Linked DNA regions of Mus musculus: region 2 is linked to region 1. A link is a loop called in an ENCODE intact Hi-C map of the cell type or tissue named here. Cell type or tissue: left cerebral cortex. All regions are shown on one strand. Each heading gives the region's core, and the rest is flanking DNA. Links, peaks and the distances in the headings are about the cores only. Region 1 overlaps Pcdh15 (protocadherin 15). Region 2 has its middle 120 kb from the start of Gnaz.

Region 1 (16,865 bases), core at 8,016-13,015:
GAGTGCAGTCTCAGAGCCTGGGAGAACACTATTTCTGAATATAAATTAAAAATTATAAAACGCATGTTGTGCAAAATTAAAGTGCTCTGGAGGGAGGAGCAATCTTCCAGGATTCTAACACCATTGAGACTGTCTTTTTCACTCTCCTGGGAGCGCAGGATTGACTTGAAGAAATGATGGATCACTGGGAATCAACACACTGCTAACCTTTTCTTTCTATTCACTAAGGACTTGTCACTTCAAACTTGCACAAAGCAAAACTCTATGTGTAATTGCTGCAAGCATGTCTTGGTTACTTCTGAAGCTGCAGGTCATACTCTGTCATATGGAAATCTGTTTGGAGGCAGGATTATAGATGCAATAGAATGTGCATCTATCAGCACAGTCGTGGGGCAATCGACATACATAAGACATTGGCTGTTCACCCAGTTCTAAGAAATGATGCATAGGATCCCATAGAAGTTTAACTCTTCCGAGTAACCCTTCCTTTAGTGTACATGAGATTAACGAGATTCTTGTTAAGCTAGGCATTAACGGAATGGCTTAATGTTAGTAACTTACAAACTTCCTTATTTTTAAAAAACTAGATAGTTTTAGAGGATTATGAAAAAAATCCCCATGAGAAAAAAATCATAAATTTATCAATAGTAATTTGCTTAAAATCCATTCCTAAACAGCAAGTATTCTTATAATATTTTTCAGAAGAAATAATGAGACAGTAATCACCAGGATGGTGTCTTTCATATCTTTTGATGAAGATGTGAGACTTGGCAGTTCTGGACTTAGATGAGCCATCAAGGAGTATTTTAGGGAGTGTTTGTATAGGTGTCTTTAACAGCCATCCTCGCTGTTCGGGTTATCTCTGCTGATCTCTACAGAGGGGAAAAGATAGCCACTTATTTTATTTCTACAATGAGTACCTTGTGTTTTAGTAAACTGCTGTGATGTCACCAGGAATGCCAGCCAATTGACATTCCTGAGAAAGCTTACCCATCACTCTGCAGCATGTGATAGCCAGCGGTCCGTAAGAGGAGTAATCCCATTTTGTCTCACAGTTTTCTCTGTATGCAACACTGAAGGCTGCCCAAACCCAGGAATGTTACATTGTGTTTTGACTTCCTTTTAGAGTGCTCCTCTGTTTCTATTCCTTTGGTATCTTTGCTCACTTACTTTTTACCACTCTTTGTTTTCCAGGCTCTGCTGTGGCATAGAATTGATTCAGGTTATTGCCAGCTTTGCCACAGAAACTATTAACTACACTGTATAGAGCACGTGGAATATACACAGTTCATAGGTTCTTTCTTACACGGTAAAGCTGAAAACATACAATCATTGTCTGCTTGCTCTGTGAATAGCTTGTAAACACTGAGATGATGTAGACCAAGCTCATGTCCCTTTGGCTACAGAAAATTAGGTGGAAAGAACACCTTTATGGTGTTTTATACAGGTGGGGGTGGGGTTTTTTAATGACAGTGGAGTATAATTAGATTTGAAGGCAAAAAAAAAAAAAATGAGAACCCAAGGAAGGTTTTATGAGAAAGGTAAATATGATTCGTATTTTTAAATTGATTTATCAGTGCATTTTAAGTATCTGTCATGTATGACCTCTCTGGGACATACATTATGTTATGTAGCACTATAATGGTATGTTTGACGTAATGTGTCATGAGCTGTAAGTTACTAAAAACAATTTCATTGTTGCTATTTTCACTTGCAATCAATACTACAATTAATTTACAGATGAAAATGTTTCTGTCTTATTTAGAAATTGTCAAGCTTATCAAGGTTAAAGGGATATGTTTGTTTGTTTGTTTGTTTGTTTGTTTGTTTGTTTGTTTGAAAATACATTTCTTTCATATAATATATTGGCATCACAGTTATCCTCACTCATGTTTTCCCAAATTTTCTCTACCTCCTCACTTTCCAACTCCATGTCTTATTTCTCTCTCTCTTAAAAAAAAAAAAAAGACAGGCCAATTAAACAAGCAAAATAAATAAAGAAAAAGAAAAACACAGCACACGGAACACACACACTCACACGCATACAGACATGCACACACTCACACATACTCACATAAAGATACATATACTCACACACACTCACATACATACACATACACACTCTTACTCACATACATACACACACACTCTCACTCACATACATACACACACACACACTCACTCACATACATACACACACACACACTCTCACTCACATACACACACACACTCTCACTCACATACACACACACACTCTCACTCACATACATACACATACACACTCTCACATACATACACATACACACTCTCACATACATACACATACACACTCTCACTCACATACATACACACACATATACTCAGATACATACACTCACATACATTTTTTTCTCTCTCTCTGTCATACTTACACACAAATACACACATGCACACACTGACACAGATACATACACACACACAATTGAAACATAGATTATAAACAACAATATACAAACAAAAGACTATTAAGGTAAAAATTATCCAAACAAAGCAATGAGACAGAAAGCCTCCAGAAATAGCTTGGTGTTCATTTGGTGTTGGCCATCTACTGCTGGGCACAGATGTGGCCTTAAGTGTGGTTTTTAGACCCATGAGACTCTAGTGGAGACACTATTCTTGTTCTGCAAGTGATTGTCAATTGGAGATAGCTTCTTAGATATGGATATGAGCTATGCCCACTCCCCTTCTCAGCACTGGGACCCCTCCTGGCTTGGACCTGTGCAGGCTGCCACTGCCTCTGTGAGTTCATATGAGTGTCAGTGCTCTTACATCTAGAAGAAACTTTTTTCTTGGTATCATCTATTCCCTCTGACTCTTACAACCTTAATGCTCCCTCTTCTGCCAAGATCCCTGAGCCTTGAGGGTGGGGGTTTGATGAAGACACCACTTAGGACTGGGCATGCCAAGGTCTCTTATTTTCTGTGCAATGTCTAGTTGTAGGTCTCTGAATTCCTGTTAACTGTCAAAGGAAGCTTCTGTGACGATGACTAAGACATTGATCTATAGGTATGGCAGAGTGTCATTAGGAGTCATTTCCTTACTATGATCCTTTAGCAACAGAACAGTAGTATTTTGATTTCCCCCAAAGTCCATGGCCTATCTAGTCTCATGTTCTCAGCTACCAAACTCTGCTGAGCACTGTCCTTAAATCCAATCAAATAGTGGTTGGTTACACCCTCAACCTTTATGCAACTATTGTACCAGTATATCATTCAGGCAGACCACCAATGTAGATCAAAGAGTTCATAGCTTTTTAGGTATTTAACATTTTCCTCTGGTCATATGCAAAGCACATGCTAGTACCATGTCAACAGGGATGAAAGTTTCTTCTTAGGCACCAGCTTATCATCTCCATATTCAATAAGGTATGGAAGTGTCGTCTTCAGCAATGGGGCCTTACTCTCAGTTTTTGAAGAACAAACAATAGCCTTGGCCATAGACTGAGTTGTTTGGGGTTGGGGGTGAGAGGTTCCTTGGGATCTCTTTGGTCAATAACTAAATTAGATGTAAACAATTCCTAGCAATGAAGGTCTCTCTAAATGGAAATAGATGTATAGTTGGGGCTTTGCCTCCTATTAGCCTGTGATTGCATTTAGATTTCTTTAAAATATGAGTATATTTCCTGAATCTTCTGGAAAACTGTAATAGGTTTCCATATAACCTCAAAAATGACCCTTATTACTACCTGTCCCTCCCCATATTCTCTCCCTTAGCCCCTTAGTTCTTTCTTCCACTTCTCCATTCAATCCTTCCATTCCAGTCTCCCTCCTGCTTCTCCAGACCTATTTCCCCTTCCTTGGTAGATTGTTCTCCCCCTACCCCTGCCCAGTCCTTTATAATGTACCTAATCTCTGTGGTTATATGGATTGTAGCATTGTGTGGATGGTAGTATATATGATTTAAAGCTACCATCCACATATAAAGAGAATACATACCTTCTTAGTTGGGTTTTATTGCTGTGAAGAAACACCATGACCAAGGCATCTCTTACAGAGGAAAACATTTAACTGGGGCTGGCTGTCAGTTTCAGAGATTCATTCCATTATCATGGTGGGAAGCATGGCAGCAGACAGGCAGACAGTGCTGGAGGAATTGAGAGTTCTACATTTTGATCAGAAAGCATACAGGAGACTGACTTATGCAGGCAGTCAGAAGGAGAGTCCCTCTTCCACACCTTGTGTAGCTTGAACACTAGCAGACCTCAAAAAGCCTGGCTCCACTGTGACTCACTTCCGCCAAGAAGGCTACACCAGTCCCAACAAGGCCACATCTCCTAATAGTGTCACTTCCCATGGGCCAAACAAATTCAAACCACCATACATATATATGACTGTTCAAGTCTGTGTTGAGCAGTGTTTCTTCTGTTTGCATTTTGTAGAATAATTTGAGGAGTATTGGCATTAATTCTTCTTTAAGAGTCTTGTAGAATTGCACTGAATCTATCTGAGAGAGAAACAGAGAGAGAGAGAGAGAGAGAGAGAGAGAGAGAGAGAGAGAGAGAGAGAGAGACTGACTTTTAATTACTACTTAATTGCTTATCTAACCTTGTTATAAATTTTAAGTTTTCCAGTTTTATGGAGTACAGATTTTTAAAGTATTTTCTTATGAATCTTTGGATTTCCTAGGTATCTGTTGTGATCTTCCCCTTTTGATCTCTACTTTTAAAAATTTACAGCTGGGCAGTGGTGGCACACACCTTTAATCCCAGCACTTGGGAGGCAGAGGCAGGCAGATTTCTGAATTCAAGGCCAGCCTGGTCTACAGAGTGAGTTCCAGGACAGCCAGGGCTATACAGAAAAACCCTGTTTCGAAAAAACAAACAAACAAACAAACAAAAAATTACATCTCTCTTCATCTTTTAGTTAATTTAGTTAAGGATTTATTAATCTTATTCATTTTCTCAAAGAAACAACTGTTCATTTCATTGACTCTTTTAATTTTTATTTCCATTTTATTTATTTTGGCACTAAGTGTGATTATTTCTTACTGTCAATTCCCTTTTGGCTGTTCTCTCTTCTTACTGTTCTAAGGTTTCAGATGTGTAGCTAACTTACAATTATAAGATAGCTCCAAAGTTTTATGTGGGTACTTAATGCTGTGAACTTGCCTCGTAGACCTGCCCTCCTACGTCCATAAGTTTGGGTATGTTGGTTTTTTTCTATTGTAATTCAATTCTAGAAAGGTTTTAGTTTCCTTCTTAATTTCTGTCTTTCCCTATCTTTCATTCAGTAGCGAGTTGTCAGTTTCCATGAGTTTGTAAACTTTTTATAGTTTTTGTTGTTGTTGATACCCAGCTATAATCTGTAGTGCTTCAGATAGAATTCAAGGTGTTATTTCAATCTTCTTTTTGAGACTTGTGTGTCTGAGTATGTGATCAATTAAAAAGTGTCACTCCATGATATAATTCACACCAGTCTTATTCTTCTGGTAGAAATTAGCCTTGTGGAACAAGATCACAACACAAGGGGCATTTCCTACAGCAGTAGGTAAAATATAACACTTCAGGTTTGGAGTTCACTCACAGACATTCAATTAGATATTATGTAGGATGCTTTATTCTAACCATCTTGTTAGGAGACAAAGAAGTAAGTCTTCGGAAAGAGATACTTGGCGTTCTGTGAGGAGGACTCTTGGCTTTAATCATCCATTTATGAAGGCAATGATAATTTGGCTCTCCTTACTTCTGGGTCATTTTTTCTTTTGTCATTATTTATTTGCATCACACTTTTGTCTATCTATTTAGAATTTTTCTTTTAGGAATGATATTTAGTTGCAGATATAGATCTTATGTGAAATGTGTTAAATTTGCCTATAAATATTCCACAGTTCTCAATTTTCTGCTGAACTTCTTATATATTGTCTCTATTGGAGTTATTCATGGCATCTTAATTTTATTTCAAGGTGTTTTGAGGTGACCACATCTTTAACATCAGTTTATGCTGTGTGCAAATGAGCCCCTTCCTTTAACACATTCATCCATTAATTTCTAAACAGTGTATCATGTTGAATATTTGCTTGGCTGAGGATAGACACTGAGTTCTTGTATATAGGGGGCCTTATTTTGTTTGTACACATAAAACATAGCTCGACAACCTATTAGAGCCTTCTAATGTTTTCTCTTTAACACTGTACATATGTGATCCCCACTATTTTATGTTATTTAAAATTATATATAAAGCCAAGGAAAATTTATTATTGTTATTGTGGCTGGTTTTGTTTTTTACCTGTCTACAAGAAATAATCTATTCACTAGCAATGTAATTAGATATTGATTCCCATGTTAATACTGTCTGATATTTATGGCCTCTTATGTGCAAACTTAATGTTCATCAACTCAAAAGAGTTTCCAGGAGCTTCAAGAAAATGGATTTTGAATGAACCTTTGCCAACCCTATGTAGCCCTCCTTAGAAATAGTTTCTCATGCATTCACTCAGCCACCCTTAAGTTCTTACATGTAGAAAAGGGAAAAGATGCATAGTTAAATGTTAGAATGTTCAAACACCAGCTCTCCACTTTCCCATCCTTCTATCCCTTTCCACCTCTGTTCCTTCTTCTCCTTTGTCTAGTTTAGGTTCTTAATGCAAGTAAAATTAGATAATGTTTTCCCATTTTTCCATTCCCCAAACAGGAATAATTGTTATATTTATCCTTATGGATTTAATTAGTTGTGTCTGCATCATGCCCTCAATGTGGATCCCCACTGTTGCAAATGGCAGGATTTTCTTTTTTGTTACGACTCTGTATGTACAGCAGTCTTTACAATACATTGATACACTGTGTCACTGTAAATATAGCGCACATCTTTATAGGCTTATCCATCAATGTACACCTAGGCTGTTTCTACAATCTGAATACAGTAAATAGCGCTCCAGTGAACACAAGCTGTACATGTTTCAAACCTCATGAGAGCACCAGTAGGAATTCTTGATTGTTTTTAAGACTTATTTTTAGTTTTTATTGATATGTATGTGGGTGAATATATAACACACGTGTGCATGTACCCATGAAGGCCAGAAGAGGATTAGTTCTCCTGGAGCTAGAACTATAGATAATTATGAGGCACTAGACTTGCATGCTAGGAATGAAACGTGGCTCCCCAAGAAGAGCAGCAAGTTTTCACATCCACCAAGTCATTTCTCCTGCCCCCCCCCAAAGTCCTGTTTTATCATTAAAAATGGAAAGATTTTAGGAAAGGAGGAACAAGATCACGAATTATTCACTCTGGTACAGGCCCAATATTTGGGTTATGTGGTCTATTTTGTAAGGGAAATATGAATTTGCTGTCTCTTAAACTAGCAAATGTATCTAAATCAGGAAAGCTACACAACAGGGTTATTTGAAATTTTGAGGAGGTAGCTTTCTCTCTATTAAGAATATTCCTCAAGAACTTTAGTGGTTAATAATCTCAAAGCAAATGTTTCTGAGGATTTTGATAGCTGTGGTCATACCACAACTGCACACATAGTGATTAGATAATGTGTCATATCTGTCAGACATCTATGTTACATACAAACAAGAAGAAGAAAAATGAAAAGCAGATTGTTCGAATAAATTGGATTTGACCCACATTTCCTCTTATCATTTTTAAGGGCATCCCAGCATTTTATTAGAATTACAAAAAAATCATTTGACAAAGCTGTTATGAATGGAGAAACAATACTAACCACATTTTAGTAATTCCTAGTGTTAGTTCATACCTAAAAGATTCTGTGTGAATTATAAAGTTACCAAACTGTAAACCAAAGATTTTCTCAAAGACACTGGAAGAAAGAATTTTTGAAACCATGTCAGGGAGGGAAAAAAAAAGAACTTTGTATATCTGAAAACAGATTACTTAATATTTGGATTTAATGATAATGGGCTTAATATTTACTAATAAAATATGATCACATTAATATAAAAGGAGTTATGTGAGCCTAAATAATATCTTGGTAATTATGTATAAAAAAAAAGCTAAATGAGATGTCCTGTGATGATAGGAGTCTAATGATTTGGGCCCATTACAGTCTCATTGAAATTCCTCATGTTTGTGTGCTTCCAACATCTTTCACACAGCTCTGCAATTACTGTCTGCAGTAATTAATTATATTTTTCCATAATTAAGTTAAAACCTACTACATTTAACCCACAAGAATGGAAACCTAAAGTTAAAAAATGTACAAAATAAAAAAGTGAAATTGCTTATAATTTCTTAATATACATTTACATTTACTTTGCTATATTAGCTATTTCCATTGAATTGTGTGGGATGATACTGAGTTTTGGATTCTATGAAGCCTGAATACTCAGGGCATACTGAAACTTGGCTTTCAGTGGTTTCCATTTCACGAATCTACCACCATGATTTTCCTGTCATGATGAACTTTAATCTCAACCTGGCAGTGTGTGTGTGTGTGTGTGTGTGTGTGTGTGTGTGTGTGTGTGTGTGTGAAAGAAGAAAAACAAAAACAAAGAAACCCTACCATCATAATAAGACTCATTTGTTTGTGCTTGTGGCCTATAGATCTATCATATTACATTGTCCACATATCTATAATAAATAAAACTGCAGACAGAATGGACACTAATGTTAGTAAAACCTCTGTTGGTATACAACATTCTTGCTCTTTATCATGATGATTCCATGGAAATCATGCTTTCCAACAACCTGGACCCATCATGGGCTTTTCTGCAGCATCAGCTTAATCCTTAAGCTAATTTTATGAATTGTCTTACCGTGTTATTCACATGTTAGTGGGATATTTTCTGTATGATTTTATAATGTGGTCTAAGGACCACATTTAAATACAAAAGATGTCTGGTGACTTTGCTATTTAGCCAAGACTATTTCAGGAAATGAATTCATTTTTAAAACCCTGGCTTTGTCATTTGTAAAATATGAATACTTATGCTAACTCCTAGACTTATTTTAGATATGAATATGAGAATAAGTGTACCATACATAGTCTGATATTTAGTTAAATTTCAGATTGTTTGCTAAAGCTGATGTCAGCATTGTTAATGGAAAGAGAGGCCCACTGGTCAGGCAAACTTTATATGCCCCAGTACAGGGGAACGCCAGGGCCAAAAAATGGGAATGGGTGAGTAGGGGAGTGGGGGGGGGTAGGGTGTGGGAGACTTTTGGGATAGCATTGGAAATGTAATTGAGAAAAATACGTAATAAAAAAATCAACTCATAAAAAAAGAAGCAACGTTGTCATTGTCTAAGAAAATGCACATAAACTGCAAAGATTCAGTTTCCAATAAACATGCCTCTTGCACCATACTTCTTTTTTGTTTGTTTGTTTGTTTGGTTTTTGGTTTTGGGGGTTTTGTTTTGTTTTTTCAAAACAGGGTTTCTCTTTATAGCCTTGGCTGTCTGTACTGGAACTCACTTTGTAGACCAGGCTGGCCTCGGACTCAGAAATCTGCCTGCCTCTGCCTCCCGAGTGCTGGGATTAAAGGCATGTGCCACCATGCCTGGCTGTACCATACTTCTTGAGTGGCTGGATGTCCCTTCAGCCACTTGGAGAATTTATGATTCACATGTAAAATGATTAGGGAGGTAACAGCTCTTTAACACTCTCAAAGTATTCCATTGGCATTACATATATAAATCTGTCATCAGAGTGGCTGGGTGTGGTCAACACCAATAACCTTTAACTCTCTAATTCATTTATTCAGTCAAATGTTCCTTGAATGCATACAGGGCAGAATGCCCTCCAAGCTGTTCAGATACAGTCACTATCCCTGTGAAGCCTGTATGCTTACACATATGGCAAATAGCAAACATGGCACAGGAGTTACTATGACCACAATAAATGACAGCAAATTTGCAAGAAAAGGGATGGACTTTACAGTGAAAGAGGTTTCTTGGTTCATCATGGTAGGCAGTGCAAGTGAAGAAGTGCAGTTCATGGGCATGGAGATGTGGGAGAGATTTATGGCAGATGAGATAGCAGAGAAGCAGACAGGAATAAGGGCTGGCTGGGCACAACATTTAAGGAAATTCTCACAGTGACTTTTGCCCACCAGTGAAGTAATGACGCCAAATTCTACATACTGCCCAAACAGAGCCACCAGCCTGAAGCAAATACATTTAATACCTGAGCCTATAAGGAAAATTTCAGGTGCAGAGTATAGATTCTGCTTCTGTCCCCGCAGCGTCTCTTGGCCACCTCATAATCCTAGTAAATTCAGTCTAACTTTAAGGAACCCCATAGTCATAAGAATTCTAACAGTGTTCTAGGCATGTGGTGCCATGTGCCTTTAGTCCTAGTACTTGGGAGGCACAGATGAGAGTTCAAGGCCAAAAAGGTCTACATATTAAGTTCCAGGTCAACTAGGACAGCACTGAGAGACTTTGTCTCAAAAATAATAACAATAAATTGTAGCAGCATTAAAAAGTCTAATACAAGGCAAAGTCATGGTTATGAGTCTTTATGGAATAATAGTTATAATAATATAGTTATATTCTTTCAATATACAACAGAAATACATGCACCGAGTGGATGCCATAAAGCTCTTTTGCCAACTCAAAATGTAGCTATTTGTCCTCCAACCAAGGCTAAAACAGTCTCTGAGGATAGGGTGGAGACTATACTTTGTAAACATAACATTCACCTGAACTCCATTTCAAAGCAAAGTCCCAAGTAAGTTTGCAGTCTTATACCCTAGGGAAATGGTTCTCTACCTTCCTGATGCTGCTACCATTTAATAGAGCTCCTCATGTGGTGTTGACACCCAACCATAAAATTATTTTGTTGCTACTTTGCAGCTGTAATTTTTCTACAGTTATGAATCAGAATGTAATTTTTTGATATGCAAAAGATCTGATAGGGACCCCTGAAGCAGTCACAACCCACATGTCGAAGACTCCTTCCTAGAGACTGCAATGAACAGAGTTTCTTTCCTCCCTGAAATGGCTTCAGGACACATTTCCTATTACTCCAGTGTTTTGTCTCTTTTTAATGGTGCTTCACATTTAAAAATCTCTGGCTTCTTTGTCTACCACTTTGAAAGAGCTGGTCTTCAGCCAAAGTGTGTGTTTCACAGATCTTTCTGCTTCATTCCTGGCTCTCAGCTCTCATTGTATGCCTGGCGAGTAGAAATGACCAGTAACCATGCCACAGATAAGATGCTGTGCTGTCATTAAATTTAATCTGCTAAGTTAATAAATTCATTATATTTTAGTTCTCCCTCACTCTATATTTAAGACATGGGAAAATTATAACACAGATAGCCTACTCTAATAACAATGTCTATTCTCCTCTGAAACTTAACATGCATGGTACTTATTCTCTGCATTTGCAATGGCATGCCCATATGAATAAGCTTAGTTCCAGCAATGACCCCTCTCCTGGTACTAAATTTATGCATTAATTAATGGTGCATTACTGTTACAAAATACCTAACATAATAACTTCAAAAAAGGAATGCTTTATTTTGACTTGTAATGTCAAAGTATTTAGGCATTTATTCATTGGCAATTGTGCTAGACAAATCTTCATAATAATGTGAACACATGACAGAAAGCATGTGAGTGTATCACAGTGGGCAAGAAAATGGTAGTGAGATAGAAAGTGCCTTCAAATACACCTTCCCAAGACCAATGGTCAATGACTAGTACTGTCCCCTAATGTTCCCATGACCCCCAAAATTATGCCTGAGTGTTCACAAAACTGAAGTTTCCAAACAAGAGCTTGTAGGAGATATTTGGTATTTACACCACCACAATAAATAAACAGAAATGTGTGATAATATCTCAGGTAGAACTGGTGAATAAAAATAGCTCAGAGGCATATCTGAAACAGAGCCAGGGAATCATGAGCACAGATTCAGAAAGTGGGAGTCAGGAGTAAAGCAAAGGCACTCGAGCATAAATTATAGCAATGTGTGAAGCAGAAATGAATAGTGAGTTCAAATTAGATTATTTTTAAATGAGTTCTTTTCAGGACGGAGTATCACCGTGTGAACAGTCTGGATTTGTACAACAAATGAAAACACCAGAAGGTTTTGAACAGCTTTCATGAGAATTAAGTCTCTCTCACTCTCTCACTCTTGTTCCCACTTCCCCTCCCCATCTTGATTTTGACACAGGGTCTCACTCTGCATTCCAGAATGTCCTGAAACTCACTAGGAAGCATGAGTTGGCCTCTTTTTGTTCATGTTATATTTTTTTTCTGAAACAGAAAAGAGATACACTAGCACTTTTTTTTTTGCTCTTAGTTTTTATATCTTATCAAAAATAAATATGGTCTCATTGAAATTATCAGGGAGAACTGCTACAGAAGGATAACTGATTACATGTGTTTCTAAACACCTTTACCTTCCACGAGTTGATAGTAAGCTTAAAGCAAGAGCTGATGTCATAGGTCTATAAGGTTTAAGGATCTACATGTCTTCCCATTAAGACTAATACTTTACTAAACAATCCATATCTATTTTCTAACTTCATCAGTCCATTATTTAAATGTACTTTATGGGGGTTTTTTTGTTGTTTTTGTTTTGTTTTCTTTTTTGTTTTGGGTTTGTTTTGGTTTTGTTTTTTGTTTTTTTTTTTGTTTTGTTTGAGGGGTTTTGTTTGTTTGTTTTTGTTGTTGTTTTTTTTAAGATTTTTGTTTTTTGGTTTTTGGTTTTTTTGGATTTGGGGGGGAGATGGAGATTCACATAAGCAAAAAGAATCCAGCATTTCTAGATTTAGAATAGCATAATTAAATGTGAAACAATTGTGGCAGGAAAAACAATAGAGCACAGCAGATATTCAGAGAGAAAGACAAGACATGGAGCAAAAGATGTCTGTGGCAATAGAGTAATTTTTTCCCACACAGAAATCATTTTACTGACGCTTATTATAGCACACTTCATTGATTCAGACTGAGTTGTGCACAGAAAGAAATACCTCTTGCATTTTACCTCTTAGTGTATGGAATTTTTCTTTTCTGCAAAGCCATTCATTGTGAGAATCAGTTTATCTCCTCTGGTGCCCTTTCCAGTCATCCCGATCGATCAATTATCCTTTTTCAGGGGATGCCTGCAAGTAGGGTGAGGTATCGAGTGGACGACGTGCAGTTTCCATACCCAGCCAGTATTTTTGATGTAGAGGAAGATTCTGGAAGAGTAGTAACCCGCGTCAATCTTAATGAAGAGCCTACTACGATTTTCAAGGTCAGTGTGCCATTTTGTTTGAGACATCTATCGGACATTCAACCTGAGCATTCTGCCTAAGGTTATCAATATGATTTTTTTCCTTTCTACTTTTCTCCTCTTTAATTTTTTAAAATTGTTTCTCCTAGAAATTTGAGAGCCTACTTTAAAATAAAAAAGTCAGCTAGTATTTTATGGTTGGCATAAACAGATGCTACTATTTGATCCTATAATAGAGTCTATGTCTTTTAATAATCATGATATTCAATCTGTATTTAATCATATACTGTCCATACTGATCAACACAGTTAATACTATTATTCTAATGTCTATATGGCATTCCGCTGTGCAAGTAAACAATTATATTTTCCTTTGTGTTTCTAATGCCACAATAGTAGATATAAAGGCTACTACTATTTCTTACAGCAAGTAACTCTATTGTTCTAAAACTACTTGTGTGAGTCTCATCTTATGCCTGCTCACAAGCATAAGTACACACAGGTAAACTGCAGAAGCAAATAATACTCCTAGAAAATTTGGAAAAAATATCCATTAATCTGCACTGTGTTACTTTGTATTAGGAAGCTATATCCCACACACCTATGGTCACTTGATCTTCGACAAGGGAGCTAAAACCATCCAGTGGAAAAAAAGACAGCATTTTCAACAAATGGTGCTGGCACAACTGGCGGTTATCATATAGAAGAATGCGAATTGATCCATTTCTATCTCCTTGTACTAAGGTCAAATCTAAGTGGATTAAGGAACTCCACATCAAACCAGAGACACTGAAACTTGTAGAGGAGAAAGTGGGGAAAAGCCTTGAAGATATGGGCACAGGGGGAAAAATTTCTGAATAGAACAGCAATGGCTTGTGCTGTAAGATCAAGAATCGATAAATGGGACCTCATAAAGTGGCAAAGCTTCTGCAAGACAAAAGACACCGTCAATAAGACAAAAAGACCACCAACAGATTAGGAAAGGATCTTTACCTATCCTAAATCAGATAGGGGACTAATATCCAACATATATGAAGAACTCAAGAAGGTGGACTCCAGAAAATCAAATAACCCCATTAAAAAATGGGGCTCAGAGCTAAGCAAAGAATTCTCACCTGAGGAATACCGAATGGCAGAGAAGCACCTGAAAAAATGTTCAACATCCTTAATCATCAGGGAAATGCAAATCAAAACAACCCTGAGATTCCACCTCACACCAGTCAGAATGGCTAAGATCAAAAATTCAGGTGACAGCAGATGCTGGGGAGGATGTGGAGAAAGAGGAACACTCCTCCATTGTTGGTGGGATTGCAAGCTTGTACAACCACTCTGGAAATCAGTCTGGTGGTTCCTCAGAAAATTGGACATAGTACTACCGGAGGATCCAGCAATACCTCTTCTGGGCATATATCCAGAAGATGTTCCAACCGGTAAGGAGAACACATGCTCTACTATGTTCATAGCAGCCTTATTTATAATATCCAGAAGCTGGAAAGAACCCAGATGCCCCTCAACAGAGGAATGGATACAAAAAATGTGGTACATTTACACAATGGAGTACTACTCAGCTATTAAAAAGAATGAATTTGTGAAATTCCTAGGCAAATGGATGGACCTGGGGGGCATCATTCTGAGTTAGGTAACCCAATCACAAAGGAACTCACACAATATGTACTCACTGATAAGTGGATATTAGCCCAGAAACTTAGGATACCCAAGATATAAGATACAATTTGCTAACCGCATGAAACTCAAGAAGAACGAAGACCAAAGTGTGGACACTGTGCCCCTTCTTAGAATTGGGAACAAAACACCCATGGAAGGAGTTACAGAGACAAAGTTTGGAGCTGTGACGAAAGCATAGACCATCTAGAGACTGCCATATCTGGGAATCCATCCCATAATCAGCTTCCAAACGCTGACACCATTGCATACACTAGCAAGATTTTGCTGAAAGGACCCAGATAGAGCTGTCTCTTCTGAGACTATGCCGGGGCCTAGCAAACACAGAAGTGGATGCTCACAGTCAGCTATTGGATGGATCACAGGGCCCCCAATGGAGGAGCTAGAGAAAGTACCCAAGGAGCTAAAGGGATCTGCAACCCTATAGGTGGAACAACATTTTGAACTAACCAGTACCCCGGAACTCTTGACTCTAGCTGCATATGTATCTAAAGATGGCCTAGTCGGCCACCACTGGAAAGAGAGGCCCATTGGACTTGCAAACTTTATATGCCCCAGTACAGGGGAACGCCAGGGCCAAAAAGTGGGATTGGGGGAGGAGGGGAGTGGGGGGAGGGTGGTGGTATGGGGGACTTTTGGGATAGCACTGGAAATGTAAATGAGGAAATTAAAATAATAATAAAAAAGAAGCTATATGCAGCTTTAACTTTTTCAAAGCCTCCTTTTAATGATGGTCCTTAAATGTCTTAACCCATCACCCACCAGAAAGAAAAGGTTATTATGCTAGGGAGGAAGTGGACCTATTTAGAAATGGTTCTTTAGAGCAAATCTTGTCTGCATTGTCAGGAAATCAGCATTTCAGTTCACAGCTCACCAGCCAGAGCTTGATCCACTAGCAAACATTTTATGGATCTACCAGCAGTCCAGTTCAGTAGTGTCAGGATAGCAGCAGTGGTGGCATGATGTAAGCAGGAACAGCCAGGCCTCAGCTGAATTGGCAAGAGTCAGCAGGGGAATTAGAACCATGTGGAGCACCAGGAGAAGTTCTCAGCTCTGCCTCTCTTGATGAAGCAAAGATCAGATGAGACTGGAGACCAAGAAGCCTTGCACCACTACCTCTATAAGCAAGGCCCTCTCACAGTCCATTGAGTCCTATTTATACTCCCTCCAGCCATCACGTGTCCTCTATGGGTCTTGCCTCACCACGTGTTTTGTCTCAGCATGTGAGTCTGTCTTAGCAACACTCCATGTGAGTCTGTCTCAGCTGACATCACTCTGCTAATTGGCCCAAAGCCCCAGCACACCACCAGAAGTTTTTTGGGGCTTTTCTCTCTATGGAGTCAGGACAAATGGAGTTCAACTACACAATATAAGGTGCACCAATACATGTGTGTCGGTAGCGAAGACTCCTTCATCACTTGTCCTCTGACATGCTTGCTTAAGCAAGACAACCTTTCACGCTGTCTGTCTCAGCAAAACGTTCCTTCACAAGTCTGACTTGGTGAAACATCTTTTCACCTGTGTCCACTTCAGGAAAACATTCTTCATGTGTTTGCCCCAGCAAAACACTACCTGATACAATTGATTTTAAAGAACCTTTAAATTTCTACCTCAACTCTAATTTTCACAAGAATATACACCTCTGTGAAAAATGTTTGAAATGTTTTAACATAAATATTAGAACACTTCTTTGTGTGTTATGGTTAGTAAAAGGACCAATTAATATTGCACTAATAATGTGTAGCTATTACCTCATGGGACTAAAATTCCTCTCAGATTATGTATTTGAATAATTCCCACTGTGTACTAAGTGATCTTGGCTCTATTTGGGCTAATTGTTTTTAAGAGATTATATAACAAAGTGTTAAACTACAAAGATTGCTAATTTTATTCTCTAGAGAGAAACACTCTGCTCTTTAAAGTGTGAGAAAACTCATTGAAAAATTAATTTCTCTTTACAAGTAAGCTAATTATGTTTTTGCTGCTGATACCACTGGATTTAACACCTTTTAAGTAAG
Region 2 (16,865 bases), core at 7,990-12,989, 370 kb after region 1:
TAAAGGTGTGGTGGCACACACCTTTAATCTGGGCTACACCTTCTGCTGGAAACCTACATAAGGACATTGGAAGAAAATCTCTCTCTCTCTCTCTCTCTCGCTCGCTCGATCACTCGCTCTTCTCCTCCTCCTCCTCCTCCTCCTTCTTCTTCTTCTTCTTCTTCTTCTTCTTCTTCTCCTGCTTGCCTTGTGAGACTAAGCGACTGCTAGATCCTTGAACTCCCACTCACAACTGCTGCTGACCATTGTTGGGAGTTGGATTGCAGACTGTAAGTCATCATAACAAATTCCCTTACTATATAGAGACTACCCATAAGTTCTGTGACTCTAGAGAACCCTGACTAATACAGACTGCACTTAAAGTAATTGTCAGAATGCTTCCATGTAGGTTTATCACAACATTCTTTGTTTTGGGCTAGCTCACTGTTCTTACTGGTTGTTGTTTTACTTCTTACTTTTTCATCTTGAGCATTCTTTGAATACTGTCTACTATTGTATACTAATTTATGTATTTCCACCAGCTATTTCTTTTGATCACTAGTAACTGAGTTTAAGGAATACAGACAGATTTCAGGCCCCATGTCATGCTCTCAGCTCTTCCAGAGGATGTCTGAGACCACCCTGACTGCCTTGTTCCTGTTTTTAGGCCAGCTCTTCCACCTATAGAATCAGAGTTGGGCTCTATCATGAAGATGAGGAGCACAACGCCACTGTGCTTTGGAGCAAATCCCACACCTCCATTAGAAACAGCACACTGCAAGAAAGCTCACTTTTCATTTGGGAGACCTCTAAAAGAACCAATCCTGTATTGCTCCCATCCACCAGAAAAGCCACCCAAAAGATACCAGACAAGTGAAATGAGGGTCATAACTCAGCAGGAAGAAAATTAAGCCCTCAAGACAATGAAGTGAGACCCTCAGAATCAAACCATCTAGACTAGGATACAAACAAATGGGAAGAGACTGGCTATGGGAGACCATGTGAAGTCAGGTCTTCAAGGCAGTCTAAATAAAATGTCTTTGGTGGAAACACAAAATAAAATTTGTAGTTGATATAAAATCTCACTATAAATCCCCAAAGTCTTGACTTTTGTAGGTTTTTTTTTAAGAGCCCACATTTATTACTCTTTTTTTTTAACCTTCTAACCAACAAGAATTTATTGTGTTTAGACAGCACATGGAAAAATAAGTTCTAAAATGCATCAAAAAACGTAATGAATCTTATGATGTGATAAGTATTAAAATCAAAGAGAAATGTCAAGGTTTAGGAGAAACAATTAAGATATGATTCACTGTGAAGCTAAAGCAATTGTTGACAAGAATTGGAGTTGTTTTTTTAGAACATTAAATAAATCTACAAGTGTAGTTCCTGCTACACCTAATTTTTTTTATATCAGTCATGTTAGATTAGATTCTGTTCCAGTGCATTCTAGTGTAAAAATCTCCAAGTCAATTTAGGAGCAAATTGCTAGATATAATATAAATATCACAAGCTTCTAGATACTATTAAACTTTTGAGAGAGAATAACTCTACAGGAGGCTCACTCGAGGGCAGAAGAGATCAGGTTTATAATCACTTTGATTCTGTTACCCAAGTAGGAGACTTGACACACTGCCTTCAGAGGCCACGACAGTCAAATTTCAGGGGGAAAAAATGGAGCAAAGGCCAAGAAATGTCATGATATAGAATTCAAGAATTTGAGGTTAAAAAATAGAAAGAACAGCTAAGACTTTACAACAAAAAAATAGAACAGTTAAAACTTTATACTACTCTTTAAGTTTCGAAAAGAAGACCCTAGCTACATCATTTGCCCTTTGTTTAGGAAAAAATCTCAGAAGACAACTTCCAAACTGGAACTTAGATTAGGACAGGTAAGCACAGACATCAGCCTTCACAGGCCAGTTCTGAGGCTGCACGTGAACAGAATCTTTGCAGAGAAAGGAGCTCCACTCCAAGGAGTTTCTCTTATTTTCCATGATTAATGACATGCCATCCTCTGATTTCTTTTCCCTATTCTTATTAAAGCACACAGGTCTACATCAAAAAATCAATCCTTTGCTATCACCTCTGTCTTTGATGTGGAATCTAAGGCAGCCACATCTCCTCTTTCACCCTGAAAAACAGTGTTTTCTGTACTACATGCCCAAACTGCAGATCTCTGTCAAACATGCTCAATACAGGATTTCTACTGTGACCCAATTCTCATCTGTCAAATTTGGACCGGTAAAATTAAAGTTAAATGTTCTGCTAAACTAACTGGCTGTTCCTGTATTGCAGCTGTCTTTGTCACTGTTCAGTTGTTGTGAAAAGACACCAGGACCAAGGTAACTCTTATTAAAGGCACCATTCCACTGGATCTGGCTTACAGTTTCAAGGTTTAGTCCATTAACATCATGGCAGGGAGCTTGGCAGCAGGCAGGAATGGTGCTAATGGAGTAGCTGAGATCCTGATCCAAAAAGCAGGGGTCATGTTGGGGGCGGGGACTTGGCCTGGCATGGACTTTTGCAACCTCAAAGCCCATCGCTAATGGCACACTTCCTCTGAGAAGGCCACACCTTCTCCAACAGGTCACACCTCCTAATCCTTCTAATCCTTTCAAACAGTTCCACTCCCTGATGACTACAGATTCAAATATCTGAGCCTATGAAAGCCATTTCTATTCAAACCACCACAACAGCCATTTCTAGTTTGATGGATCCAAAATAGGTGCTAAAATTAGAGCCAATCTATGTTCCTGAAGCTATGAGGCCAAACTGTCAAATGGTTTGAATCCTAAGGGTTACAGTCCCGGTGGGATGTTCTGCCTAGAGTTTATATTGAGTAGGCTGTGGAATGGAAAAAAAATGAGGACTTTAAAAATAAAGCTGATTAAGGTTATACACAATGTTAGCTACTGTACACATTCCCATTAGAATAAGAAAGCAGGGAAACTCCCCCAAAATAGGTAGGGATTAAGCTTAACTTGTATCTCTACCATGTGATGGAACCTTCTGATGATAGGTCCATGTCTTTGTGGCACTGAATCTTAGAGGTCAGAATGTCTGATTCTCAACATCAGAAGTTTTCTGTTTGATTTTAAATTATCACTACATTAATGAAACTAGAAAGCCCCCCCCCCTTTGACACTTCTCGCTTAGCATTAATAGTGTTAATAGTCTAGAGGGCCAAGGAAACAAACTAATTATTCCATGTCAAAACATTAATTCTCAGTCCTGGCTGATAAGATCACCATCAACTCCTTTTCATTTTTTATGTGAAAATTAGATCCAAAGACTATTTGCACACGATAAAGGTGGTTTGCAAGCTGAAGTCTTCTAATCGAGCCAGCAGTGTTGATTCTGGCTAGGACTTTCAGTAAGATACATTTTTAACTTGTAACTAACTAACCTAGTGGCAGACCTCCAGGAAAGTCCTATGGCCATCACTTCTATAACCTTCCTAAATTAAATAGGACTTTTGTGCAGAGTGAAATGGCATGGGGGTATAAAGAAATCTTCTGGTAAACTCCAAGTATTCCACTTTGCTCTCAGTTTTGGAAATATTTTAAGACAGAACCATCCACCTATGCCATTCTTATTTCTGTCGAGTTAGTTAATATGTTTTTATTGTTTTAAGTTATGGCTTTGGACAGATGCTCTATCAGTAGGGAACCTCTATATCCAGTGTGAATAGCATAGACATTTCCATAAAGGTTGAGTGTGTGGTGCTAGCTCAGACGCTAATCCCATGTGATGAATCAAGAGGTTATATGTGAATATTCAAGTTGAACTAGAAGATTGGCTGATTTGAACTTCACCTGGATGCTTTACTTAGTCAATTCCCCTAAGTTATTCATGATTTCAGAGTACAACATGGAAGGCGTGTGAAGTCCATAGTTTCAAATGCATTGTGTTTCATTTACAGAAATGGCTATGTTTCTCTGCATGACTTCCCTCTGCTCCAGCTCTTCAGTCACATGGAGCAAGGGTAGCTCACTGCTGGGCACAACTGTGGACACACTTGTCCCCTTCTTTATTTCAGTTGTTCTTAAAAGATTCCCTGTATGTTCTTAGACCTCAGGATTTCCATTGTGTTGGTTTGTAATGATATACTAAAATGCAAGATCTGAGGTTATAAAATATTGATATGCTTGCAATTGTCTTTAATGTCTACCCAGACCCTACTCCTTTTAGGTAATTTCTCCTTATTGGCAGGCCAGTTGCTCTGCCAAATAACAATTTTTATAACAACCAACACTTTTAATAATTATCTCATATTCAATAATGTCACATGTACCACTAGCTTTTTAAATCAAGCACAATAATTCGTTATCTTAATTGTGTGAGCTTGTGGTGAGAGTGTAGCCAGTGGCAGTCTCAACTCTTAAATAATGAACGGCTTCATTATTAGAGAGAAAGGACCAACGAAAGCAAATCTCATGTTCCCAAGCACCAAGGATTTGGGTGGGCTTTTGGTCTGGAGTGGGGTTTGGACCTAAACAGCCCTCAAAAGTGTCACAACCTGACAAAAGTAGACTCCCCAGCAGATTCGTTAGCAAGCCTGTAAGAGTGGACTAGTGGACTTGTTCTAGTGATTAAATTCAGGTCCTTCAGGGGAACATAGGGATGAAGTCCTTCCTATTTCTTTTTGTGAGGATCATGAGGTGAGGACTTGCTCTAACCCATATTCCTACTGCAACTTGTTGCTTTACCACACAATCAAAAGCATCTCAGACCAAACCTCCCAAACCTGAGGTCCCACTGAACCGTCCCTAAATCTCAACTTTGGTTGCTGTAATCAAAGCCATCAGGGTTATCCACTAAAAGCATTATCATTGTTAGAAAATCTTTACTATTTCATTCCTTGTCTATATGATGAGGATAGTATACAATATATAGCAAATGCCTTATATTATATTACTATTCAATCTATATTAAATCATGCTATAAAGTAATGGAGAGGTTATAGCATAGGATATACATTTTCAATGAGACAGCATTTAGATACAGTACTTAAAAGCCGTTTAGAATTGTATTTCATATCTGACAGTGCCTCAAAATATGAGCCATCCTTAAATGTTCCAATATTCCTCATCACATATGGGAAATAGCTAATGACTTTTTAGCTCTACTAAGGACCAGATATTGAGAAAAATGTATAATCTATATGTGCCACTATCTTCAGCTCTCAGTTTAATCTTTGTACAGCGATTCAAGTAACTTAGAAAAAGACAGTTTTTAGGTGCCAGAGAAGCCAAGTTCAGCCTCATTTCTTTCTTTCTCTCTTTCTTTCTTTCTTTCTTTCTTTCTTTTTTTTTTTCTGAGACAGGGTGTCTCTGTATAGCCCTGGCTGTCCTGGAACTTACTCTGTAGACCAGGCTGGCCTCGAACTCAGAAATCCACCTGCCTCTGCCTCCCAAATGCTGGGATTAAAGGCATGCACCGCCACTGCTTGGCTTCAGCCTCATTTCTAAATTGTTATTTTACCTAGAAGACTAACTGCTGATATGTGAGTCTTCACCCGGGAGCTGGTAGAACCTTGTCTCAGGCACTTACCAAGGCAGAGGATGCTCGTTCCAGTTTCTGCTGGGAAGCCTCCCTGGCTTGGACTAGAACCTCTCCACCTTCTAATGTATGAAAATGCTTTATTCTGATCTAATGAAATAGTCTCTTTTCCATTATCCTTCATTATTCTCTCACTTACAAATTCATTACTCAGAGAAAAAATGCATTCTAAAAATAATTATCAAAAGGAATCTCATTGGCAAATGTAAAGTCTAAAGTCACACAAAAGAACAAATAAAACTTACAGAATAAAATACCATGAGAGTCTATATTGCATACACAAAATACTATGCATGCTTGCCATAGTGAGCTCAAACCACTTGCCTTTTTTTTATTTAACTTTTTTTATTAAATGATTTTATTTATTTACATTCCAAAAGTTGTCCTCTTTCCCAGTCCCCCTCCCCAAGTTCTTCACCCCATCTCCACCCTGGCCTCTGAGCAGGTGCTCCCCCACCCCTACCCCCACCAGCCTATCCACCCCACCAGCATCCCTCTTCCCTGGGAGATCAAGTTTCTACAGGATTAAGTACATCCTTTCCTGCTGAGGCCACACAGGTCAGGCCACTGCTGCATATGTACCTGGGGCCACAAACCAGCCCATGAATGCTCCTTAGTTTTTTGGCTTAGTCTCTGGGAGCTCTGAGAGGTCTGCCTTAGTTGACATTGTTGTTCTTCCTATGAGACCGCAATCTCCTTCAGCTCCTTCAGTCCTTCCTCTAACTTTTCCCATACTGGTCCTCGACCTCAATCTAATGGTTAGCTGTAAGTGTCTGCATTTGTCTCAGTCCGTTGCAGGTAGAGCCTCTCAGAGGACAGTTATGCTAGGCTCCTGTCTGAAAGCACAACATGCCATCAGCAATAGTGTCAGGATTTAGTGTGCACACACAGGATGGATCCCAATTTGGGTCAGTCACTAGATGGCCTTTCTATCGGTCTTTGCTTCATTTTTGTCCCTGCATTTCCTTTAGACAGAAACAATTTGGGGTTAAAAATTTTGAAGATGGGTGGGTAGCCCCCTATCCCAACTGAGGGCCATGTCTATTTACCGGATGTGGTATCTTCAGCTTCCATCTCCCTACTGTTAGGTACTTTGGCTAATGTCATCCCCATTGAGTCCTGGTATCCTCTTGCATCCCAGGTCTCTGGGACTTTCTAGAAGGTCCCCCTGTCCCCTTATCCCCACTGCTGCATATTTCAATTCATTCTCCTGGCCCTCTTGGCATCCCTCCTGCCTCTCCCCATGACTGATTCTGTCCCTCCTTTTCCTTTCCCCTTCCCTCTCCCAGCCAGTTTCCTCCTCCCTCTGCCTCCCTTCTAAGTGAGTTTTGTTCCCCTTCTAAGTGAGTTTCTGGTATGCACACTTGGGCCTTCCTTCTTGTTAAGCTTCCTGTTGTCTGTGAGTATAATAAGGCTGCTATGAACATGGTGGAGCATGTGTCCTGGTGGTGTGGTGGGGCATTTTTGGGTAAATGCCCAGGAGTGGTTTAGCTGGATCTTCAGATAGAGCTATTTCCAATTTTCTGAGGAATCCCCAGATTGATTTCCAGAGTGGTTGCACCAGTTCACAATCCCATCAGCAATGGAGGAGTGTTCTTCTTTCTCCACATTCTTACCAGCATCTGCTGTCACTTTTAACCTTAGCCATTCTGATGGGTGTGAGGTAGAATCACAGGGTCATTTGACTTGCATTTCCCTGATGACTAAGGATGTTGAACATTTCCTTAGGTGCTTCTCAGTCATTGGAGATTCCTCTGTTGAGAATTCTCTGTTACTTTGCCCATTTTTTCTTTTATTTTTGAGGTTATAATATAACTAAGTCATTTCCCCTTTCCATTTCTCCCTGAAAGACTTCCTATTCACTTCCTTGTTTTCTTTTAGATTTGTGGCCTCTTTTTTCATTTATTGCTGTTGTTTGCATATATGTATATGATATATATTTGTATTACATGTGCATACATATATGATGTATATGTGTATGTGTGAATGTGTATTGTATGTATATACATATATGATGTATATATGTATGTGTGTATTGTATTATATGTGTATACATACATGATGTATATGTGTATGTGTGAATATGTTTACATATATGTATACATATATGATGTATGATGTGTATTGTATGTGTATGTGTATACATATATAATGTATATGTGTGTGTATTATATATATAACATATATATTTGCATGTGTGCCAGTCTGCCAGTGGTCCTGAATGACACCTTCCCCATGTTTGCCTACATTATCTGCTCCTTCAGGATTATCCTGCATCCAATAAATAATCCCTAAGGAGTGTGATATACTTGTCAATCTCACCATATAGGATGACTGTGAAGGACCACCCCAATGTGACTATTACCAAAGTTGGCTGAGGTCCCACTGAGCCTCCATCTCCACCTCACTTCCTCCCTTGCACAGTCCTCCCTTCATTTCCTCCAGACAGACGTTGATCTAAAGACAACTGTTACTGGACCCTCAACATGCCCACCGCCAGCTCACAGTCAAATTCCCAGGGACTCCTCTTATCTAGAAATGCTTGATGAACTAGCTCCCCTCTCTAAGCCAACCTTCTGCCAGTCAGCCTTTATCTTGGGTATGTACTAGGCTCCCCGTGGGGTTCACTAAGGGACCAAGTCCCTGGAGTGCACATTAAGGGCAATGAAGTCTCATCTTCGTTCAGCTTCCAGTACTTCCTTATGTATCAAGCTGGCTTCATCTGTTTGATGCTCCTTTTAAGATATCTGGGACTCTGAAGTCTGTTTCTCCATACAAAGACTGCAAATGTCACATGACCTGACATTCCTCAGATGTTACTTTATTGGCAATTTATGGATGCTTTTGAAATAAACCATCCTGTGAATATGCAACAGAAATGCCTGGAACTTATAATGATTATCTTTCTTTTTAGATGTTTTGTTGTATTTAAATGTGAGTCTTTTATGAATGCATAGCATATGCCTGGGGTTTGGACTCACTATTTAGTCACAAGAGTTGCCATAGCTAAATCTTGCTTATTTCATAACCTGTTTTTTGTCAGCCACATGGCAAGAATTTATTGTAAGAGGGTATCAGGTTGGATTTTAATGGTACAACATGGAGAAAGCAAAGACACCATCTGTGACATATGGCACACATACATGTCTGATATGAACAACTCACTGTGTGAAGGCTGGTGGTCAGATGTTCTCTTCTCTCCTTGGGCACAGAAGAAGATCAAAGCAGTATGTGGGAGATTCAGAAATTACAGTCAGGAAGACATCAAGGACAAAGATGACTGCACTTACACCATAGACGTCGATGCTCTTGCAGAGGAGAGTCTGAAACGAACCATTTCTTCTTGAGTTTCAAAACTGAAAGTAAGTGTTGATGTTTGTGAAGAACGAGTGTTCATTATTGAGAAAGGGCATTTCTGGCATTTCCAAACACAATTACTCATTGTTTTGAAGAGCTTTGTTAAGAATTTGTTGAACTACTATTTTATTTTATGCTAGAATAGGAAACAAATTTTCAGAACTTTAAAGTTCTAAATGCAGAAAAACTTAAACAGTGAAAGATTATGAGTTTCAGCTTATCATAGACCACATAACAGGAAATAATAAACAAATTATAAATAACAAATAAAATTTAGAACAGAAATGGTGAAAATTGTGATATCCATTGCAAAATTTGTGGGAGGAATAAAATGTAGAAATTTTATATTCATGCTATATACATTAATTTGGTATTCTTTTTAAATATACTGTCATGATATATGTAAATGTAATAAAAACCATACAAAAAGAAAAAGGAAAGAATGAAAAATATTGCTATAAAAATTAAATACACAAAGCAGGATAAAAATAAGTATGAAATAAGATACATATCAAATAAGGACCCCTGACAGGAGACAGATCATCATAATGAATGATTATGAAGAATTCTGGAAATTAATTTTATGATTTTGCTTCATGAGTGTGCCTGTTTTTTCTACATTTTCACTCTGGATTTTTACATTTTTTAAATTGTATTTACATTATGGGTATGAGAGTTTTGCCCGAAGTGTATGAGTATATTACACCTGCAGAAGACAGGGGTATCTTACCCCATGGAATTGGAGTTACAGGTGGTTGTGAGCTGCCGTGTGGATGCTGAGAACTGAACACAGATCCTCTGCAAGAGGAACAAGTGCTCTCAAGTGCTGAGCCACCTCTCCAGTCCCGTTTTCATCCTTAAGACATCCTTAAGACATGAAAAGTGATGTCTTAGTCTCTTGGTGTTTATCACGATCCATGAGGATGGATTCATCTGTCACATACTGAGATTTTTAAGTTTTCAGCTCTTAAAAATAATTCCATTCAATATTTCCGTCGTTACAATCACACGCTAATATTCCGGAACATTGATATCACTATTGAAGTAATGGTTGTATACATCTTGTATCAAATTAGGCTAAGCAACTTTGAAAATAAGTTCGGCAAAAACAAACCAAGGAGTGACCTTCCTGTGGCCACCCTGCAAGATTGCAAACTGTGCCGATGATTCTATTTGATTCCATTGCTCTAAGCTAGAACAGTACACCAGCTCTGTATTCAAGTGACGTCCGTTCTTCTGTGTCACAGAGACTTTTAACAATTTCCCCCAAAGACAAGTTTCAGACTCAGCGCTACACTTCCTTGAAACTTTGATCAATTGTACCCATTTGGGTGTGTGCTATGTTACTTGGGAATTTTTTCACATTTAAGGGTTAATTTTTATGACTAAACTGAACCGAGTAGAACAGAAAGCAGACTGATGTTGGAGCGCCCTCTGCTGTTTGATGGAAGTTGAGCTACTATTCAAATGCAGATCCCACACAATAGGCAGTACCGAAGCACAAAAAAACACTAACACCAGGTCGTGGTGGGTTGCCAGAAACTTCTGTATCTTACACATTCCCATTGAGAGTGCATCATACGATTGCTTGGTTTTATATAGGGAGGCTGGTTTTCCCGAAGCTCTTTACCAAAAGAATAGAAATCTATGCTTGTTTTCTCTAGCTCCTAATGTTTTAAAAGTTCCTAGCTAAGTGATGTTGCCCAGAAGAAAATGTCTCTGTGAATATCGGCCACTGATTCTTTAACACCAAGAGGATTTTAGATCTTGAGAAGAGAAAGAGAATTCAATTCTTTCAGAGCATCCTTCCTCCTGTGAAACATTTGGTAAATTCCGTGTAGCCAGGGTCTTAGCTGAGTACAGGAGGCTAAACTTTGCTAGTTTCCTTTCTGAGAAAATGAGACAATGAAAGAAATGTAGGAAGAAACCTACGTTGAAATGTGTGAAACAAATGCTTATTAATTTCGTGCATTTTAAATACATTCATTTAGACGAAGGGAGAGTTCCTGATTGAAAAAAAAGATGCTGTACACATTTGTTCACCAAATGCAAGCTACCAGATTAAATTTCAAGACTAAATATTTTTTTAATCAGCTGCATGAATATTTCTTTTTAAATGTATGCCACTTGCTACACCATAAAAGAGAGTTCAACTAAGTACAAAAACAAAACAAAAATACAAACCCAAAAAAAAAATGGGACTATCATGGCATTCTACTCACGTTTTCATTCTGTCGACATATAAGCCGGCTTCAGGTGGGAATCCATATGAATTCTTGGCTTCTGGAATATATCTTTGTATAACGGAGGAAGTTAATCTTCCATGTAGCATGAAGGCCTACATAACCCTTTCCTGCCACAGTCTATTGACAGGCTAGCAAAGTTTAGCCAAGGAAGAGAGTCAGGGTACCATTCACAAGACCTTCCAATTCTTTCTTTTAGTGACATAGTTATTTTAGTTTCATTAAGGAGGCCCGTGGTAGGATGGAAGCCATAAATATGCTTGTTTCTGTGCACATTAAAGTATCTTTTTCTTATTTCAGTTTCTTAGACAACAGGAAGTAGACAGATAAATATCCCTAAGTAGGGACATTATGACATCTGGGTCATAAAAAGCTTTCCTTTTTTGTTCTTCCTTTTATTGAAAATAGGGGTTTTTTTTCTCATATAGCAAATCCTGACATTGGTTTCCCCTCCCTCTCTACTCCTCCTAGTTCCTTCTAGATCAATCTCTTTCTGTCTCTCACTCAAAAGCAAGCAGCCTTTTAAGGGATAATAATAAAATATAATAATACAAAACAAAAACTAACACATCAGAATAGAACAAAACAAACAAACAAACAGACGAAAAAGAGCCCAAGAAAAGGCACAAGAATTATACAGAGACACAGAAACCAACTTGTTCACATAGTAAGGAATCTGATAAAAACACTAAACCATAATAGAGAGATACATAGACAGACAGACAGACAGACAGACAGACAGACAGACGGATGGATGGATCATAGCATCATAGAGATAGAAAGATAGATAGATAGATAGATAGATAGATAGATAGATAGATAGATAGATAGATAGATAGATAGATAGATAGAGAAATTAATATGAATATCTATATATAGGGATATATAAAGGACTTGTGAGGTAAAAAGAGAGACAATACATACATAATAAAAATTAAAATAAGATAAAATTGAAGAAAAAATGCCCTGACATCATTATGAGACAAAAAACTTCCAAAGATGCTGAGTTTGTTTTGCCTCAGCCATCTGCGGTTGCACATGGCACCTACCCTTCAAGAGTAGCTTGTTTCCCCAGTGAGACTCCCTTGGAGAAAAAGTAAAGCTTCATTTGCAGATAGTTCTCCATTGGAGGTAGCTTCTGGGTTAGAGATGGGGCATGTGTCCTCTTCTCCTTTCAGTTCTAGGACGCCCACCATCTGTGATCCATCAAAAACCTGAGAAATACCTTTGCATGCTACCACAGTCATTGTGGGTCCTTTTGTATACCGAAGGCCTTGTTTCCTTGATGTCCTCCATTCCCTCTGGCTCTTACACTCTTCTGTCTCCTCTTCCACAGGGTTCCCTGAGCCCCGAGAGGAGAGATTTGATGGAGACATCCCGCTTCCGGCTGACTCTTCTGAGGTCACTCCCTCTCTGCCTGTTGTGTGCCTGTGGGTCTCTATGTTTGTTCCCATCTGCTGCAAGAGGAAGCTTCTCTGATAGTGGCACTGACCTATGAGCATAGCAGAGTGTCATTAGGAGTCACTTTGTTGCTACGTTCCTTTAGTAGAACAGTGGCATTTGATTTTCTCCTAGGTCCCTGACTTGGGCTCTTGGTCACCCAAGCAACATTGGGGATGGACCCCACCTTGTGGAGTGGGCTTTAAATCAGATCAGTTGTTGGTTGATTGTCACCACAAGCCTCTGTGTTACTCTTTCCTTGGCATATGAGCAGACTTTCCATAGTACAGCGTGGTAGATAAAGGGTTTGTGTCTGACTTGCTAATTATGTTTCTTTTTGAAAGAATACAGCGTATTTTCCTGGAGTAAAGAATCTAGCACATCTAGGCTCTAGGTGGGCACCATCTTGACTTCTCCATGTTCCACAACTTATGCGGGGGGGTTGTCGTTGGCAATGGGGCCTTGCCATCAGTCTATAGAAAGCAAACTATAATCTAACCAAGACTGTCTAACCAAATTATACTATACGGACCTCTCCTGTTTTGCTTTAAGTTATTAATGAAAACCAAGATGTGGGAAGCACAAGTTATACTGTATGGGGAAAAACAATCATTAAAAGTAAAAGCAAGAAAATATACCTGGGGGGGCGGGGGACTTGTGAAGTTTAACTTAATTTAAAGCGTGAGTCCCATGCACTTCTGGTGGCTTTTGCTGTGTTGTCCATGTGTACGGTTTGTTGCCGGCCAAAGAGCCTCCAGCACCTAAGCGTCACTCGTGAGCACTAATTGTAAGTGCAAGTGTTGCGAGGTGGGCATCGTGTGGTTGGTTTCTTCAACAGCGTCTTTGTCTGGGTGTATCAATTGGACACATGAAAACGTGCAGAAGAGCTGCTTCTCTAATGTTCTTAGAGTCATAAAGAGATCAGAGTACTGTGTGTCTCAGCGGAGGTTATCTACACAAAAACTTCGAGTCTACTTTAATAGCTCGGTCATCAAAGAGAAAAGGTCATTCGGGCTTCTGAAGATGTAGTATCTCGCTAACTTTCTAGTTGTACTGAACTCCTCTGTGACTCCTTAAATAATCAAATCTCTATTTTTAATTTCAGATGGTCTTTAACTCCAGTACAGTCAATGCCACTCATGGAGTAAAGTAATGCCGAAATCATAATTCACAGTACATGAGTACCATAAAGGAGTTATTTTACATTTTAACAAGCATATTACCATACATAAGATTGTGCCCTTCCACATGTAGTCAAAGCTGCTCTTAGGGTAGTAAGTTCCCAGCTAGAGAGCGACATGGTTTTGCATTAACTAAGTCACTTGTCATTTTTTTTTAACACTGCGGCTGTCTTCAGCCACACCAGAAGAGGGCATCGGATCCCATTACAGATGGTCCTGAGCCACCATGTGGTTTCTGGGAATTGAACTCAGGACCTCTGGAAGAGCAATCAGTGCTCTTAACCGCTGAGCCATCTCTCCAGCCCATCACTTGTCATTTATAAATGTGCCCCTTTAAAGTGGAGCAGGGCAGTGAAGAACATTGCAGAGCAACGTTTCGGGTGGAGTCGTTTGGCTTCCCTCTCTTTATCCCTCTCCAACCTAATAGTCACTGGCACAGGCCCAGCAGAGGCTTGGGAGTTTGTGTTTATGACACAATATAATCCATTATTTATGCTAAATGTATCGGTCCTGTGTTCTCAACACAGCAAATCCATCAGTTCTGCACAGTGGAGCATGAGTAATATACTCATGGAAGCTCTAGGTGGCTAAGAGTCCTGGAGGCTCACAGGATAATAGGAGCCCTATGCTATATCTAGCCTTTAAAATCACCCAGGTATGATCAAGTATAGTCGTTTCCAAGGGACTCTAGAAGTGACCTGACTATAGTGACTTCCCATGTAGTCACAAGTTGTCTATTCCCTTAGAATAATGGCCATATGGCCTAACTCATTTCTTTCAATTTTCTGTTTTGCTTTCGAATAAGTTCTTAAATAAAACACAGAAAACCAAATGGCATCTTTGGAACTGGAAAAAAAAAAAACTCTTCCTGGTAGGGAAATGAATGTTTCCAACTTCCTTTTTGTCTTATAGAGTCTTTTTGAAAATAAGAAATTTCAACCAAAAAAAAAAAAAAAAAAAAAAAAAGAAAGAAATTTCACATGAGCGTCCGTCCAGATTTCTGGTCTCGGTTGGAAACCCAAACATGAGCTATACAGTTCTCCAGGTTCCCTTCTCCTAGCTTGATTCTCTCACTGTTTTTGTTTGTGGCTATAAAGAATAGCTGTAGAATGTTATGAAATTGCCATCTCCTGAGCTAGGACAACTGTGCCTGAAACAGGTCACGGCTTGAAACAGCTTAAGGCTTGCTCCTGTCCCTCCTGCGTAGTCAGTCTTTGAGGTTAGGGAGAAGCTGCCTGGGATGGCCCTGGATTTGCTACCTTCTCTCCTGAAAACAGGATGCTGTTCAATGCCTTATCCCAGTGAACTGTTTATCGATAAAATATACAAACATATTACCAGCTATTGGTAATTAAGACATGGCTGGGTTTCCTGTTCTGGTTTCAACCAACTAATATCAAGGTTTGAGCTGGTCTATTTTCTTCTGGAGACTTTGAAGAGAAATCCACTTTTTTGTTTTTGATTTTGTTTTTGTTTCTTGTTTTTTTGTTTTTGTTTTTTTATCAAAATAGCTTCACTAGTTCTACCTCAAGACCCAGCTATAACATTCCTCGGCATATACCAAAGATGCTCCACTATCCCACAAAGACACTCGCTCAACTCTGTTCCTAGCAGCTTTATCCATAATAGCCAAAAACTGGAAACAGCCTAGAGGTCCCTCAACTGAAGAATGGATAGAGAGAATGTAGTTCATTTACACAATAGAATACTTACTAGTCAGCTATTAAAAACAAAGGCATCGTGAATTTTGCAGGAAAATGGATGAGATTTGAGAATATCATCCTGAGCAAGGTAACCCAGACCCAAAAGGACATGCATGCAATGTATTCACTTATAAGTTGATATTACAGGATACACGTGCTATAGTTCACAGACCCAAAGAAGGTAAACTAGAAGGGCGGCCCAAATGAGGATGCTTGAATATCACTTAGAATAGGGAATAAAATAGTCATAAGAGGCAGATGGAGGGAGGGGAGTTAGGAAGGGGATTGAGGGACTCTGGATCAGGTGTGGAGAAGGACAGTAGAGACAGCTAGATGGATGAAAATGAATGGAATTCATGGGGGGTGAAGAGGTGGGGGGGGCACATCTCCAGAATGAGACAGAGACCTGGGATAAGAGAGGTGTACTGGACAACCTGACAACTTGACACAGGCTGAAGTTGTCACAGAGAAAGGAGCTTAGGTTGGGGAAGTGCCTCCATGAGATCCAACTGTGGGGCATTTTCTCAGTTGGTGAGCAAGAGGGAAGGTCCCTTGTGGGTGGCACCATCCCTGGGCTGGTAGTCTTGGGTTCTATAAGAAAGCAAGCTGAGCAAGGCAGAGAAAGCAAGCCAGTAAGTAACATCCCTCCATGGCCTCTGCATCAGCTCCTGATTCCTGGCCTGCTTGAGTTCCAGTCCTGACTTCCTTTAGTTATGAACAGCAATGGAGAAAGTATAAGCTGAATAAACCCTTTCCTCCCCAACTTGCTTCTTGGCCATTATGTTTGTGCAAGAATAGAAACCCTAACAAAGACAGGAGGCACCCAAGAACCAATGGGGTTGACCTTAGTTGTGACTCACAACCATGGGGATATGAAACCTGAAAAAGCCACCTCCTGTGGCCAGACAGGAACCTGAGTGGAGCAATAGGGACACCAACCCATGCACAAAACTTTCAACCCCAAATTTATCCTGTCTACAAGAAATGTAGGGACGGGGCGGGGATGGAGCAGAGATTGAGGGAATGGACAACCAATAACCAGTCCAACTTGAGACCCATCCCATCAATTCCTGGCACTATTAATGATACTCTGTTATGCTTGAAGACAGGAACCTAGCATGGCTGTCCTTTAAGGCTCCACCCAACAACTGATTCAGATAAATACATCCACGGCCAAACCGTGGATGGAGCTTGGGTACTCTTATACAAGAGTTGGGGGAAGAATTATAGCCCCCTAAGGAAATGGGAACTCCACAGGAAGACCAACAGAGTCAACTAACCAAGACCCCTGGGGCTCTCAGAGACCTAGTCTCTACCCCCTAAGCCCCAATAGCATGTTCACATATAGCAGATGCTCAGCTTGGTCTTCACGTGGGTCCTGAACAACTGGAGTAGGG

Evidence for each region. A loop is a pair of places that touch in the nucleus more often than their neighbours do. Peaks named below come from ENCODE experiments on the same cell type or tissue, not always from the same donor. Only the 100,000 strongest peaks of a DNase experiment are listed, where the experiment ranks them.
Region 2: a loop joins it to region 1, with 3 times the contacts of the local background. A loop is called at or near these places in 10 of 42 quality-filtered maps.

What each region holds. Positions count from the first base shown.
Region 1 is chr10:74,468,992-74,485,856 of GRCm38, forward strand. It overlaps Pcdh15 (protocadherin 15), which reads left to right. Exons shown (of 37, transcript NM_001142742.1): 24 at 13,046-13,186. Among named protein-coding and RNA genes, the nearest start is that of Gm40691, 340 kb to the left of the region's middle. In left cerebral cortex, for the core only: no CTCF peak of the experiment used is centred there; DNase peaks (open chromatin) are centred at 11,044 and 11,954.
Region 2 is chr10:74,838,221-74,855,085 of GRCm38, forward strand. No RefSeq gene overlaps it. Among named protein-coding and RNA genes, the nearest start is that of Gnaz, 120 kb to the right of the region's middle. In left cerebral cortex, for the core only: a CTCF peak has its summit at 10,324 (motif pointing left); a DNase peak (open chromatin) is centred at 10,329; H3K4me3 peaks cover 315 bases.